Linked DNA regions of Homo sapiens: region 1 is linked to region 2. Evidence: read pairs that join two places in POLR2A ChIA-PET (ENCODE). Cell type or tissue: MCF 10A. All regions are shown on one strand. Links, peaks and the distances in the headings refer to the core of each region. The heading gives the core; the rest is flanking DNA. Region 1 overlaps SMOX (spermine oxidase). Region 2 has its middle 46 kb from the start of SMOX.

Evidence for each region. Peaks named below come from ENCODE experiments on the same cell type or tissue, not always from the same donor. Only the 100,000 strongest peaks of a DNase experiment are listed, where the experiment ranks them.
Region 1: POLR2A ChIA-PET joins it to region 2 with 5 read pairs; 14 of 35 experiments call an interaction of 5 or more read pairs at or near these places.

The regions. Positions count from the first base shown.
Region 1 is chr20:4,177,669-4,180,476 of GRCh38, forward strand. The region is part of intron 3 of SMOX (spermine oxidase); the gene reads left to right. Among named protein-coding and RNA genes, the nearest start is that of LINC01433, 14 kb to the right of the region's middle. In MCF 10A, for the core only: no CTCF peak of the experiment used is centred there; no DNase peak of the experiment used is centred there.
Region 2 is chr20:4,101,452-4,104,259 of GRCh38, forward strand. No RefSeq gene overlaps it. Among named protein-coding and RNA genes, the nearest start is that of SMOX, 46 kb to the right of the region's middle. In MCF 10A, for the core only: no CTCF peak of the experiment used is centred there; a DNase peak (open chromatin) is centred at 1,060.

The DNA of each region.
Region 1 (2,808 bases), core at 222-2,721, 76 kb after region 2:
TTGCATTTGGAAAACCAGGATAATGTGAGGGTAAAATGAAAATATTCAGTGGGATAGAACTGATTTTTATATATTGATTTGTTAGCTTGCTAAATTATTTTTAATTCTAATAATACATCTATTATGTTAATTGTATTAATTTATATTCTAATAATATTTTGGAATTTATGTATATAACTCTACACAAAAAATGAGAATTTTGTCTTTTTTTCCTTTCTAGTCATTAGACCAGCATTTATCCAATAGAACTTTCCACAGTGATGGTGATGTTTTAGACCTTCGCTCTGCAGTGTGGTAGTCACTAGCCACATTTGGCTCTTGAGCACTTGAAATGATGCAAGTAAAACCGAGGAACTGAATATTTAATTTTTTGTTGTTGTTGTTTGTTTTTGAGATGGAGTCTCGCTCTGTCGTCCAGGCTGGAGTGCAGTGGCGCGATCTCAGCTCACTGTAACCTCTACCTCTCTGGTTCAAGCGATTCTCCTGCCTCAGCCTCCTGAGTAGCTGGGATTACAGGCACGTGGCATGCCCAGCTAATTTTTGTATTTTTAGTAGAGATGGGGTTTCACCATGTTGTTCAGGTTGGTCTCGAACTCCTGACTTCATGATCGGCCTACCTTGGCCTCCCAAAGTGCTGGGATTATAGGCGTGAGCCACTGCACCCGGCCTAATTTCTTAATTTTAAATTGCTACAGGTGTCTAGTAGCTACTGTGTTGGATAGCACAGCTGTAGACAGTTTTATTTTTTTCTTGCCTTATTGCACTGGTTAGTATCTCAGTGCAGTGTTGGACAGAAGTGGCAATGGCACACATCCTTGTTTTATTCAGATTTTTAAAAAATTATTAATATTGTTAGTATTCTTTAGCTGTGTGAACTGCACCGAACAAGCAAAGTAATGTGTAGGCCCTGTCATCTGATAGCTTGTCATTTGTAGTGTAATGAATGATCCTTCACTCCAGGTCAGTAATTTGGCCAGCAAACACCTATTGTGCATTTTCTTTTCTTTCTTTCTTTCTTTCTTTTTTTTTTTTGAGACGGAGTTTCGCTCTTGTTGTCCAGGCTAGAGTACGATGGCACGATCTCAGCTCACCGCAACCTCCGCCTCCCAGGTTCAAGCGATTCTCCTGCCTCAGTCTCCTGAGTAGCTGGGATTACAGGCATGTACCACCATGCCCAGCTAATTTTGTATTTTTAGTAGAAATGGGGTTTTACCACGTTGGTCAGGCTGGTCTCGAACTCCTGACCTCAGGTGATCCGCCCACCTTGGTCTCCCAAAGTGCTGGGATTACAAGCGTGAGCCACCTCGCCCAGCCTATTGTGCATTTTCTAATCTCTTGGGCATGAGAAAGGAGACATGACCCTTGCTTTGGGGTGGTCCCTGCTCTATGGAGGACAGGCACACTTGGTGTCATGTGTGTGCACCAACAAGGTACGTTGTGTTGTGCATTCTCACTCATGTGCAAAGAGACTGAATTGTTAATGGGTCAAATAAGAACTAGTATTCTTCAAAACAGACCTTTCTTTTCTGCTGGAAATCAGCCCCAGCCTGATTCCCAGGTTATTGTGAGTGATTCAAACATGGATGCCTCTTGAAAATGACTTTCGGGGCCCGTGGTTTGTTCTTTTAAATGTCGTTAAAAGTAGATCATCATCAAATTCTGCTGGTGGGTTTGATTTTTGAAAGTCAAGAGAGTGCGTTGTGGATATGGAGTGGATATGGTGGATTATCTGGGTGGTGATGTTTTGAGTCAAAAGGATAAGGCGTAACCCTGATGTCAAGATTTCTTTGTGTGGCTTTTAACCAATCCTAGAGGCCATTCTGAGGAGGGGTGCTCTAAGCACGTGAAACCTTGCCTCAGTGTGGCTTCATAATAAGTATGCAGCCCCCAAAGATGATGACGTTGAAGAGCCACTCATCTGAATGTATTTTATTTATTAACAAATACATGAGTTTGTGCAATAGTATCATCTAGAGCTTAGTTTCTGGAGTAAGACTGCCTTGACCAAATACCAGTTCTACCATTTATTAGCTGTGGAATCTTGAGCAGGTTATTGAGCCTCTCTGAGCCTTACTTTCCTCTTCTGTAAAATGGGCATGGTGGTACTTACCTCATAGTATTATGAGGATTGAATGAGAACCAATGATAAGTGCTTAATGAGAATTGGGGTGAGTATTATTAGCTGTCACAGACCTGTCCGATTTTCCTTGGGTCACATTGGGAAGGTGTCGAATAACCCAGGAGAGGAGACTGTGCCATGTGATACACCCATGTTCGGTGAAGGCTGCCCTCGTTGGTGGCTGATGCAAAGAGTCATGTCGATGGACTAAATTCATTACTCCTCAGCTGGGCATTTTGGCCTCTAGTTAACATAAGCTAAGGACTGGCTACCAGGTTGCTTATCGCCCAAGGGAAAAACCCAGGGAGGAGGCAAATTGAAAGCCTGACCCTTGGCAGTGGTCCTGGGTGAAGAATTTGCTGAGGACTCCAGCTAAGGCTCACCACTCAGCATCTCCTGATTGCAGGGAGGCAAGATGAAACAATTTCCCTCACTTTCTTCTTTATAATTTAGTCTCCAGAGATAAGTTTAATTCATGTCTGTGTCTCAGGTGGAGGCCTTCCCCTTGAGTGAGATGGTGGTGGTGGCGGGTGGTGGACATCACTGTGCTTTGCCATCTTCCTTCACCCTGTGGCCCCAGGGCCTAGCCCAGGGCTGGGGGACAGGGCAGACACCATTCCCAGACATGTGTGCTGACCACACTCACTTTAGGAAGGGAAACAAACCATTCATCAGCTCAGCCACAGGGG
Region 2 (2,808 bases), core at 109-2,608:
ACAGGTCTCATCAGACTAAAACCAAGGCGTGGTAGGCTGTGTTCTTTTCTGGAGGTTCTGGGAGAGAATCAATTTCTTGCTCATTTGGGTTGTTGGCAGAATTTACTACCTTGCTGAGGTCCTTGTTTTCTTGCTAGCTGTACGCTGAGGGATGTTCTTAGCTTCCAGAGACTGCTGTATTTCTTGGCTTCTGGTTTTCTTTCTTCATCTTTGAAGCCAGCAATGGCAGGTCAAGTACTTCTCAGGTTGCATCTCCCCGATACAGTTGGGAAAGGTTCATTGCTTTTAAGAACTCATGTGATTAGATTGGACCCACCTAGATAATTCAGTATAATCTCCCTATAGTAAAATCCTTAAACTTAGTCACAGCTGCAAAATCTATTTTGCTCTGTACAGTAATATATTCTCACACGTTCTAGGGATTAGGGCATGGACATCTTTGGGGTGCATTATTCTGCCTCACCCTCAATATATCAAAAAAATTTTCAGTTCTATATGTAAGCCATAAAAAATTTATTAATGAGCTATTTTACATTACTTTTTGTGAGTACTAGTTCTTTGAAATTCATTGTGGGTTTTATACTTATGGCACATCTCAGTTTGGATCAGGCACATTTCAAGTTCTTAATAGCCACTAACCACTTGCGGCTTCTGTATTGAATGGTCCAGTTCTAGATTAAAGGACACAAAAGAGACAGAAACCTGATACAAACAATAATTAGATTTTGATTTAAGAAAATACAAATCAAAACAATGTAGCTACATAAGACATTTTGGAAACAACTGGGGATATTTGTATATAGATTTAAATAATCAGCACCACTTACTGTTAATTATTTTAGCCGTGGTATTGGCCTTGACGTAGGAGGATGTTGAGAGTTTTAGGAGATGTGCATTGCTGTGATCACCCCACAGATGTGGGATAGATCTCCCCTAACCCACGTGAAATTTGGTTTGGATGTTGAGACTGATGATGCTATCTGCACACCGAGAAGGCATGAAAAGATTTGTGACTCATGTAATGAGCCATTCTGGGGAGAGTACAGCAGGTTCCTAAACAGGCCCCAAAGTAGCTTGAGAATGCAGACAGGGGCAGCTGGCCTGGCTTTGTGTTTGGAAGGGAGGCTGGGGTGAGGGCCCCTACCCATGGGCTGGGTTTGTGTGGGTGAAACTATCTGCCAGCAGCAAGGGAGGGAGCAGCTGGGCTTTTTTATTGGTTTGTCCAGCTATACGGCAAGAGGGGAAAAGGGAGGGATGGGGCTTGACAGCTGTCAGCAGTTAATCATCAAAAATGGAGTCAGAATTGGCTGGGCGCGGTGGCTTACGCCTGTCATCCCAGCACTCTAGGAGGCCGGGTTGGGAGGATCACCTGAGGTCAGGATTTCGAGACCAGCCTGACCAACATGGAGAAACCCCGTGTCTACTAAAAATACAAAATTAGCCGGACGTGGTGGCGCATGCCTGTAATCCCAGCTACTTGGGAGGCTGCGGTGGGAGAATCACTTGAAGCTGGGAGGGGGAGGTTGCAGTGAGCCGAGATCGTGCCATTGCACTGCAGCCTGGGCAACAAGAGTGAAACTCCGTCTCAAAAAAAAAAAAAAAAAAAAATGGAGTCAGACTCATTACAGTTCACCCCGATGCTCGACTGCTGACTGAAAGGTGCCATGTTTCATTTGATTTCATTTGAACTTGTTTAAGTGAACCATTATGGTGCCCTATGAGACCTTGAGTCTGAGGCCAATAAAGGAGGTGAAAGTTCTGTTAAACATCTTTTCCAAGAGCCCAGTATTCATTGTCAAAATTAAAAATGTTTGTGCTTCAAAGGACACCAGGAGCAAGTGAAGACACAGCCTACAGAATAAAAAAATTTTTTTTTGCAATTCATATATCCGATGATGGACTTGTCTCTAGACAAGTCCTCTAAAGAACTTTTTCAGTTCAATAATAAAAAAAAAATAGCCCCATCAAGAATGGGTACTATTGCAGAGTAAAAAGACAACTGACAGAATGGTAGAAAATATCTGTAAATCATATTTGATTAGGTTGTAATATCCTGAATATATAAAGAACACCTACAACCCAACAACAAAAAGACAAACAACCCAATTTTAAAAATGGGCAAAGGGCTGGGCTCGGTGGCTCAAGCCTGTAATCCCAGCACTTTGGGAGGCCGAGGTGAGTGGATCACTTGAGGTTAGGAGTTTGAGACCAGCCTGATCAACATGGTGAAACCCCGTCTCTACTAAAAATACAAAAATTAGCTGGGTGTCGTGGCAGGCACCTGTAATCCCAGCTCAGGAGGCTGAGGCAGGAGAATCACTTGAACCCAGGAGGCGGAGGTTGCAGTGAGCCAAGATTGCACCACTGCACTCCAGCCTGGGCGTCAGAGCGAGACCCTGTCTCAAAAAAAAAAAAAAAAAAAAAAGTATTGTGGTAATTCACTGTGAGGCACCACTCATCCTTTCCAGGTTCACAAACAGGCTATTAAATGGAGAAACAGTGTGGATAATCACCCCTTTTCTGAATAAATCTTGTATAATGAGTTTTAATCCTTGAAGGCCCTGCTTTAATTTATGTTGGGCCACATTAACTATTTTAAATGAAAAGGAAGAGGTGGGTCCATGGGGTCCCATTTTGTCAACCTGATTGTTAAGTGCCAAAGACTTAAATGAATTTTAATGTATTAGTCATTGGATCAGAGAGTCCATGCCCATTATAGGACATTTTAGAATAATGGGTGCTATGACTACAGGGAATTTAGGCAAGGCAATAGTTCAGATGGTTAAGGCGAGGCATACCTGTTTCTCC